2 separate regions of the Homo sapiens genome follow, and region 2 is linked to region 1. The links are chromatin contacts, found by Hi-C in ENCODE. All regions are on one chromosome and are shown on one strand. Each heading gives the region's core, a stretch centred on a gene start or an enhancer-like site at or near the end of the contact. The rest is flanking DNA. Distances are from core to core; before and after follow the strand shown. Region 1 has its middle 53 kb from the start of CRAT37. Region 2 overlaps SLCO3A1 (solute carrier organic anion transporter family member 3A1).

The links. A loop is a pair of places that touch in the nucleus more often than their neighbours do. Pooled maps may share reads with other maps.
Region 2: a pooled map shows a loop between it and region 1 (2.6-fold over the local background). The contact joins two enhancer-like sites. A Hi-C loop is called at or near these places in 10 of 168 maps with a recorded cell type or tissue (CD4-positive, alpha-beta memory T cell, IMR-90, MCF 10A and 7 more) and 21 of 50 pooled maps.

What each region holds. Positions count from the first base shown.
Region 1 is chr15:91,514,149-91,519,114 of GRCh38, reverse strand. No RefSeq gene overlaps it. Among named protein-coding and RNA genes, the nearest start is that of CRAT37, 53 kb to the right of the region's middle. RefSeq lists a silencer at 1,902-2,196. Within about 2 kb of position 3,599, at least 2 of the 41 ENCODE cell types and tissues checked have a DNase peak (open chromatin) inside an H3K27ac peak, as active enhancers do.
Region 2 is chr15:92,076,550-92,081,726 of GRCh38, reverse strand. The region is part of intron 2 of SLCO3A1 (solute carrier organic anion transporter family member 3A1); the gene reads right to left. Among named protein-coding and RNA genes, the nearest start is that of SLCO3A1, 230 kb to the right of the region's middle. Within about 2 kb of position 3,851, at least 2 of the 41 ENCODE cell types and tissues checked have a DNase peak (open chromatin) inside an H3K27ac peak, as active enhancers do.

The sequences.
Region 1 (4,966 bases), core at 2,350-4,849:
TTTCTGTCCATAAATCTTCTTCCACCATGTGGCTGAGCTGGAGTCCCTGGGCCTACTCTGGCTTGGGAGGCTATCCAATTCGCAAATCATGCATTGCTCAATTAATCGCTTTTAATTTTAATTCAGCTGAAGTTTTTCTTTCATCATCAGCTTACTCACAATTTCTGTCTAATTCGCTACAAATCAGAGGTTCCCATAACCCCTTTCTCTGCTTTACTAATTTGCCAGAGCAGTCCACAGAACCCAGGAAAACCATTTACTTACTATTGCCAGTATATTACAAATGATATTTCAAAGGATAGCAATGAACGGCCAGATGAAGTGATACGCGGGGGAAGGTCTGGATAACTCCTGAGCGCAGGAGCTTCCGTCCTGTGGAGCTGGGGTGCACCTTCCTCTGGGTGCATGGATGACCTCACCAACCCAGAAGCTCATTGAAAGTTATAGTTTAGGGATTTTTACAGAGGCTTCATTATGTAGGCATGCACAATTAACTCAATCTCCAGCCCTTCTCCCCTTCCCAGAGGTTGAGGAGTGGGGATGAACATTCCAAGTTTCTAATTATGAGTAGCCCCAGCCAGGATCCCACGAAGGGTCCCCTCATTAGAACAAAAGTTCTCCTATTATGCAGGAAATTCCAAGGAATTAAGAGCTCCATGTCAGGAACCAGGGTCAAAGACCAAATATTAGAACAAAAGATGAACCTAGCACCCCTATTGATCAGGAAATTACAAGGGTTTTAGGAGTTCTGTGCCAAGAACAGAGGGCAGAGACTATCTATCTCTCTGTCTATATCTGTAACTATATTTTTAATTATGTTACACTTAAATTCTTAGGATAAACTAAGTTTAGTCATAGAACATTAACCCATTTATACACTGCTGGATTTGGTTTGCTAATATTTTGCTTAGGAATTTTGCAAATATCCCTATAATAATAGCCTGTAATGCTTCTTTCTCATATTGATCTTTTTGGTTTAGTATCAAGGTTATTCTAGCTTCATAAAATGAATTGGAGGAGAGTCTATACTCTTTCTCAATCCTCTCGAAGGACTTACGTATGATTGGCACTATGTATTTCATAATTATTTCATCAGACTCACCAGTGACACTGTCTGGAAATCGAGTGTTTGGATTCTCATGGATAGGCAGTAAGAGTGTATTGATTGTGAAATCACAAGAAATAAAAGAGATGCATATATACATACACATATACATATATATATATACATATATATACACACATATATATACACACATTACATTATATATATATATAGACAGAGAGAGAGTGTGTGTGTGTATGTGTGTGTGTGAGAGAGAGAGAGAGAGAGAGACAGAGAGATTGACAGAGACAGAGAGAGAAATTTTGAGGTCTGGTAGGAAGAAACCTAACATGAGTCACTTTGGTAGATATTCACAGCCTGTTAACAGTTCCTTCCCAGAGGAAACCAAGGGCCTTTTACACAGTTGCTATGCACCAAGAAAAGGAACTACAAAGACCTTCTAGGGGCTGTTAGAAATGGATTCTGAACTGCTGCTCATGTTCAGAGACATCAATGATATGGTGTCCACCAGTCAGATAGGGGTTGATAGACATCAGGTGATAGACGGGGTTTTAGCACAATCCTAATGGGACTGAAGACCCAGAACAAATAATGAAAATAGATGTACTTAGCAATGGATGCAACATCCACATTGGTTTTCTGACATGAGGAGTGGGGGCCGTTCTGGTAGGAAGGACGAAACTAGGTCTACCCCTCTTGCTAAAATAGGAAACCAAAAGCAGAAATTCATCCCTGGGGAGAGGCAGAGACTAGATTAGCACAGCTATCAAAGACTTGAGGGATGCACAGGGTTAGGATTCTTACCATGAATGTTTTGATTTGTCTACATTACTGGTATAAAAGCCAGATGGGCTTTAGCAAATGACAGCAGATTATTACAAGCTAATTCAGGTGCTAAGGCTGATCATAGCAACAGTTTCAGATGCGGTGTCTTTACTGAAGGAAATCCACACTTCTCCTGCTACCTGGTGTGCAGTTAATGACTTGACAAGTGCTTTATTCTCCACTCCAAACAAAAGGAGTTTGTATTTATATGGCAGGGACAATTTACCTTTACGGTATTCATGGCTGTGTAAAACTTTACTATATTGTCTCATGGCTGGGTAAGTTCTCTCATTCTCTCTCCCAAGAGGATCCAGAGGAAGCTTTTTCACCCCAATAGCTCACAGAATATGATGATTGTTATATAGATCAAATGATGCTAATTGGATCTGGTGACCAAAAAGTATAAAGCACTCTAGATGCCTCAGCAAAACATGTGAAGCCAGAAGATAGGAAACAGACTTTTAGAAAGTTTAGGGGCCTGCCATAATGATAAAAGTCTATTTCTATATTGACTCTATAGACAACAGTCTATTGATCTATAGAAAGTTGACATTTTCCTCTTAAAGTGAGAAAAGGTGCTGAAACTTGCTCCACCCATGATTACAAAAAAGAACCAATGTGTTGGCTTTTGGAGGTCACATATGCTATCTTTTGTTATGTTTCACTAGATACTCCATAAAATCCTTGTATCAATACCACCATTTGTGGGTTAATATAATGCCTTACCCATTGCCATGGATTGCCACTCCACATCATTTCCATCCAGAAAACATGTTTTTCTTTTTTTTTTTTTTTTTTTTGAGACGAGTCTCGCTCTGTCGCCCAGGCTGGAGTGCAGTGGCGTGATCTTGGCTCACTGCAACGTCTGCCTCCCAGGTTCAAGTGATTCTCCTGCCTCAACCTCCCGAGTAGCTGGGATTATAGGCGCCCACCACCATGCCCAGGTAATTTTTGTATTTTTAGTAGAGATGGGGTTTCACCAGGTTGGCCAGGCTGATCTCAAACTCCTGGCCTCAGGTGATCCACTTGCCTTGGCCTCCCAAAGCGCTGGGATTACAGGCGTGAGCCACCGCACCTTGGCCCAGAAAACATATTTTATAACAAAATAAATGCAGGCATAGGCTCATGCCTACAGGATGCTCTGTCTTATGTGCACTCACACGCAGAAGCAGCTTGCTCAACAGAATAGTGGAATGCCCTGCTGAAGGTTCTGTTATAGTGCTAGCCTGGAGACACCAGCTTTCAAGGTTGGAACGCTGTCCTGCAGAATATGGTATATGCCTTAAACCAATGGCCAATATATGGCACTGTCTCCCCCTACAGCAAAAATGCACATGTTTGCGAATCAAAGGACAGAGGTAGGAGTGAGATCTCATAACTAACTTGAAGAATTTTTGCTTCCTGTTCCTGCAAGCTTGAGCTCAGTGGGTTTGGAAATCCTAGTACCAAAGAAGGGAATGCTTCCACCAGGCAACATGGTGATAGTTGTAATTCACTAAAAAAAAAAAATGCCAAATTGGAGATTTCATGGTACTGAACCATCAGGGAAGAGCACAGTGTACACAGTGGACTTATTAACGGGGAAAACTTGAGCTGCTGCTACTCATCGGAGGTCAGGAAATCTGTATCTATGACTCAGAGTATTCACTGGGGCCCATCCAGCTGAGGCGCTGGCAAGAGAAAGGGGAAATGGAGCAGACAGTAGAAGATGACAAATACATGATCCTCAAGTTAGACCATAAAATCAACAACCAAACTGGGGACTATGGCAGCTATGTTTATTACTTATTTCATTTCCCCATTTTCCTTCACTATCCTGTAGTAGAACCTGATAGTGGCTAATGTTTAAAGTTTCAGGTGAAAGTAAAACTGAGTTTATAGCATCCCTTGATGCTATCGTAGCTGGCAGGACTTCACTTGTCCCCTGTGATGAATACAAAATCTTTTCAGCCAGGTTAAGGCAAGAGTAGATGTTGAAGGAAATGGTGTGAGTAGTGACAGACATATTCCATTTGCCTTCCATCCATGCCCCCACGCCTTGCCACTCTGCTCCCTGCTGACCTGGATGAGCTACTACTTCCATCTTACAGAAACTTCATTGGCCTTTGGTTCCTGATTTGTTTTGGCCACAGGGAGCCCCAGCAGGAGAGAGAAGGATAGAAGAGAACGAGGTAGACTCCCTCCCTGCATAGCTGCTTCTTTCTAGATCCGCCTCTCTACACCACCCTCTCCTTTATACTCCATGGACCAAACCCTCCCCTCATCCCTTTGGGCCAATTGGTGATAACAGCTCCGCTGTTACTAGACACAGTGTACTTCCGTCTTCCTTGTAGCCTCTCCTATTCTAATTTGAGGGCATCGTCTTCCTGCTGGGACCCTGACTGCTAGAGGTCGTTTATCTATATTCTCCTTTCTCCTTCCACCCACATGCCTGCAAAACAATGACTCCAATGATCCTAAATGATTCCCTTCTCCCTTCTTTCTTTTGGAGCACATAGCAAGGAATCTTTTTATTCAGTTTAATTTCTTGTAAGAGAAAGGAGGTACTACTCTATCTTATGCTTTTTGCCCAACAAAATCCTACAGGCAGGGAATTATAAGGGCCTTGCTCTCTACTTAGACGAAGTGGGGAGGGAAGGAAGAATCAATACAAATAAATACCTTAAAAATATATCCTGTTATAAGCTTCCCTGGCTGACAATCTGCCTGCTTCCAACCTGGACATGAATGTTCTGCCCCCACTCAGCGGCCTCATCCACAGCCCATTTGGCAGTAAAAACCGAATCAAAGGAGGGCAGATGCATTTCATTGCTATGTCAGCCCTAATTGATTGGCTCCTGATACATGGTATTGGGAACAATTCTGAGGCCTCATCCCAGCTCAGCAGGAAAGAGTACTGTAATCAATTAGGGATGCCTATCCTGGGAGGTGACCAGAGGTACAGCAGCCAGAGCTATGTGTTTATTATTCCCCATCTAATCTCTCCCTCCATCTCAGCAGCAACCCCTTTCTTGGCTAGTTAACCCTCAGGTGTTCAAGAGGCCATTTCTCTCATAGGGAGAGGTCAAACTGGGT
Region 2 (5,177 bases), core at 2,602-5,101, 560 kb before region 1:
ACCAGCCTCTGCCCTTGCTGCCCTTGACCAGACTTTCTCATTAAAAAGCACCATCAGTGGGCTGGGTGCAGTGGCTCACACCTGTAATCCCAGGACTTTGGGAGGCCGAGGTGGGCAGATCGCCTGAGGTCAGGAGTTCGGGACCAGCCTGGCCAACATGGTGAAAACCTTATCTCTACTAAAAATATAAAAGCCAGGCATGGTGGTGGGCACCTGTAATCCCAGCTACTAGGCAGGCTGAAGCAGGGAGAATTGCCTGAATCTGTGAGGTGGAGGTTGCAGTGAGCCAAGATCGCACCAGTGAGCCGAGATCACAACACTGCGCTCCAGCCTGGGCAATAGAGCGAGACTCTGTCTCAAAAAAAGGAGAAAAAGAAAAAAAAAAGCACCACTAGTGGTACCAGCACTGACCAAAGAAATAGCTGGTACCCAAAATGCATTTGGGAGGTAAAGAGTAGAATGATGGTTACCAGAGGCTGGGAAGGGGGCAGGGGAGGTGGGGATGGTTAATGGGTGCAAAAATATAGACAGGATGAATAAACTCTAGTATCTGATATTGCAACAGGGTGACTACAGTCAACAGTAATTTATTTTACATTTAAAAATAACTGAAAGAGTATCACTGGAATGTCGGTAACACAAAGAAATGATAAATGCTTGAGGTGATGATGGATACCCCATTTACCTTGATGTGATTATTGCACATTGTAGGCCTGTGTCAAAAAATCTCACGTACCCCATACACACACACACACACACACACACACACACACACACACACACACACAGCTACTATGTATCCATAAAAATGAAAAATACCTACCTTCCCCCGCCCAAAAAAAATGCATCTGGGCACATGGGCTAAAGGAAGAATATGGACACAATTTGATATTCACCCTGGAAGGTGGAGGGGCAGCCATTCACCAAATGTGGCCAGACCAAAGTCACTGAGCATGGTGACAGAACCCAAATCTCTCGTAAAGCCAGCCAAAGCAGCACTGTATGCCGCCACGAGTGTGAGCACTCAGCACAGAACTCTGCCTGGTGTACCCCGTGTGGCCTCTGGGGCACCGAGTATGGCCCCTACTGCTGTCTGGTATGGGCATGGGCCTTGCTTATGCTGGTCTTCAACCCAGTTTCTCCTTCTCCTCCAGGGCCCTAGCGGTGCATCAAAAACTGATCCTCCATTCAAAGCCTGCCTTAAATACCACCTCCTCCAAGGGGCCTTCCTAGATTTTCTCTCATCCTTCACCTTCTCTCTTCTGTCATAGTACGTGACCTGAGACTTTTTCTATAGTTCTGCTTCTAGTTGGACTGGAGGAAAAAAAAAAAAAAACTCCATGTATTGGGCTTGCCATAATAATTGTAGGCTCGGGAAAAGCAGAGACCCTGTTTAAAAAAACACAAAAATCACCTTTTCCATAGGGGCAGTACAGCCCTGGAGGAGGGACTCCGTGTGTGTTGAACTGTAAACTGATTACTACCCAGGCCTGGGAGGGGTAGGAAGCCCTGGCCTCATGGAGAATAATTTGTATAACGATATCCCACAAAGCTAGACGACTTCAGGATGCTCGGGGAGGATCTGCAGTTGGTCAAAGCCGCAGCTGTTGCCACTCTGGGCTTCTCAACCTAGCTGAAAGAGGCATCTTTTCTTTCTCTCCAGGCCCAGCCAGGCCTTACCAGGGTGAAGGCACATGCCTCTCTGGCTGGCTAGCCGCAGGCCGGAAATCCATCCAGAGAAACAACAGCTTGTGCCTTCCTGAAGGGCCCGCATTCTGTGTGTGAGCCCAGTGGGGTCCTCCCAGAAGCTCTCTAGGGACATCCTCTCAGATGCAGGTTTTGCAGGCTCCCTGCTGTCCACACCCAAGCCCCCAGCAAGGGGCAGTGCAGAGACCGCAGGACCTTGTGTCTAGTTCAGGCTTCAAAGCTCTGCAGGACAACTTAGCAACAGCAGGAGGCTGTGCTCGAGGCACTCACCCCTCAAAGCCTCAGCAGCTCCATCTGGAAAACAGGGCAGTCACCTGCCCTGCTCTCCCCCTATTACGGGCTGGACTGTGTCCCCTCAAATCCATGTTGAAGCCCTGGCCGCGGGAACCTCAGCACGTGATTGTGTTCAGAGATAGGGCTTTTAAAGAGATTATTACATTACAATGAGGCCCTTAGATGGGCCCTAATCTGATGGGTGTCCTTAGGGATTTGGACCCAGAGACACCAAGGAAGCTCAGGTACAGAGGACAGACCGTGTGAGGGCACAGTGAGAAGCTGGCCGTCTGCTGGCCAAGGAGAGAGTTCTTAAGAGACCCATGGCCAACACTACCATCTCAGGCTTCCAGCCTCCAAAACTGTAAGAAAATGAGTGTCTGTTGTTGAAGCCACCCAGTCTATGGCATGTTGTTATGGCAGCCCCAGGAGACTAACACAGCTCCCAAGACCAGAGTGGGGATCATGTGGGCCAACACTTGAGAGGGTACTTGGAAGCTGTGGTGTGCCCCCTAGTGGCATGGAGTACTAGATGCATGTGGTGGGCCATCCAACGTGAATGCAGCCATCCCAGGGCCCCCAGATGTCAGGATAAAATCAGCACCTTCATGGGCATTGCTCCCTGGTTAGGACTGGCCGGGTGGAAAACTGCCAGGGAGCTCTGACCTGTGGGACCATTTTACTCATTATCGCTGGACCCCCTCACCGTGCCTAGCAAAGGGCAGGCTTGGAAATAAGTTTCCTAAACGTGGTACACAAGATAAACTGTTTCTCACAGGGCGCAAGCTCGAGTATGGCAGATGAGTCACAGGACATCAGTGAGGGAAATATCCCCATTCATAGCGTAGGGCCAGAGCTGGGTTTTGAGGCAGGTCTGTTGCTAGTGAGGATGACGGTGCTGATGCCTAGTGAGCTGAGGGCTGAGTTCTAGCACATTCCATGTACTACCTCATTTAATCGTCGCCACAACCCTATGCGCAGATACACTCCCATTTTAACGTAAGGAAACTGAGACACAGAGAGATGAAGTAACGTGCCCAGTGATACATGTACAGTAAGTGGGAAGCTGAAATAAAAACAAAGCAGAGGACTAAAGAAAGGGGAGGAAGAACAGGAAGAAGGCAGGAACAGCCTGGGCAAAGCAGGAACAGCCTGGGCAAAGGCAGAGGTGTGGGAGAGCCCCAAGATGTGAGGCAGACAGTAGACGGAGACCCTTGCAAACAAGAAGAGTCAGTGGTGTGGCTGTGTAGGAGATGGCTGGGCTGCAGCTGCCCGCGGAGGTGCGCCGAGGTCAGGCTATGACCTGCCTACAGCAAGAAGCACAGCAGCTCCTGGGCTCAGGTGTGTCCTGCTCAGGCTATGTGGCCTCAGGGAGACACCTGCTATGGAGTGCTGCTGTGGAGGTCCCTGAGGCTCGGAAAACCTTGGGGATGAGCCCAGGCCTCAAGGGCAAGACCCAAGTCAGGCCCTGTGCTAGCCAGCTCTGGTGCTCCCAAAAGCCAACTTGTGTAGTTCCCAGTTATTTCTCACTCTCATTCACTAGCATGCTCAGGTGTTCACTCAATGGGGATATAGCGAACTAACTCGGTTTCTGCTGCTCCACAGTGGAAAGCCCACTGCTACCTCGAGATCCAGCTCTGTTGATGCCATGAATAATGGCAACAACAAAATCATTCTTAATTAAATACCCGCCATGTGCTAGGGCCTTTAGACACTGCATAGAATGTAATCCTCACAACCCCGAGAGGCAGGTGTCTTCACCATCAGTTTATAAATGAAGAAATGGAGGCACAGAAAAGTTACATTACCAGCCTGTGGCCACACAACTGCGTAGGAGCCCAGGTCCTGCAGGATCCTGCACTTCCTCCCACTCAGAAAGGGGAAATGGCAGCAGAAGGTTGAGGGCTTTGGAAATCCCTCTAACTCTAAGCTAATTTTAGAGAAATCTAATTAATTCCAAAGGAACCAGCGCCTGCAGAGTGCTGAAGAACCTGCTCAGAGCCATATCCCTGCTGGCTCTGGGAAGCCCAGGGTCCTGAGGGAGACAGAACTGAGCTTTAGTGGCATGGGGCCTCTACTTGGGACTCCACCCCGCACCTACAGTGTGGGGGATCTCTGGACCTTAGTTTATCCATCCTCACCTCGTGCTCCACCACCAGTGGAAATGGCGGCAAAGGCTCAGGTGCTTCCTCTTGTCACCAGAGGGAGCCAGACGCTTTCTCATGCCAGGGAATGCCTGCCTCACTGGTGTGGCTGAAGCAGTGCAGTTCAAGGTAGGAGGGTCACCAGCTCCTCTGAGGGTGGCTCCCCCGCCTGTAGGAGGACACGGCGGGGCAAATGACTCTGTGGGAGTCTGTGGTAATCAGTGAAGGTCCTCACGCCGTGTCTGTCAAAAAAATGACCATCTCCGAAAAGCCCAAGAAGGGAAGGGAGGCCTGCTATTACCCCAACCACAGGGTAATAGAAGGACCCATATCAGGGACCTCCCTGATATGGTTTCGCTGTGTCCCCACCCAAATCTCATCTTGAATTGTAGCTCCCATAATTCCCACGGGTCGTGGGAGGGACCCCATGGGAGGTAACTGAATAATGGGGGTGGTTACCCTCATGCTGTTCTCACGATAGGGAGTTCTCACGAGTTCTGATGGGTTTATACGGGGCTTTTCTCCATTTTGTTCAGCACTTCTCTCTCCTGCCACCATGTGAAGAAGGAAGTGATTGCTTCTTCTTCTGCCATGATTGTAAGTTTCCTGATGCTTTCCCAGCCATCCTGAACTGTGAGTGAATTAAATCTCTTTTCTTTATAAATTATGCAGTTGTAGGTGTGTCTTTATTAGCAGCATGAGAATGGACTAATACACTCCCCAATCTCATACAGTCCGTACTTGACTCGGTTCATCTTCCCAAAACATATTAAATCACACTCATCCCCTATTTTAAACCCTCACAGGCTTCCTGACTCCATGCCAGGCTGTGCGACTACAGGCAGATGGGGCTCTGAGTGCAGGTGGGGACCTGGCTCAGGGCCTCCCTCCGAGTGTGTGCTGACTGGTGGGGATTGCCCTGGCTGGTGTACGGTGCTGGTGTACAGTGTCCAAGGAGGCCCGTGAGCACCAGAGTGAGGCTCAGCAGAATGAGAATCAGGCTCTGGGGGCAGAGTGGGTGGGCTAGCGGCAGGTCCCTGGGGCACTGTCTAT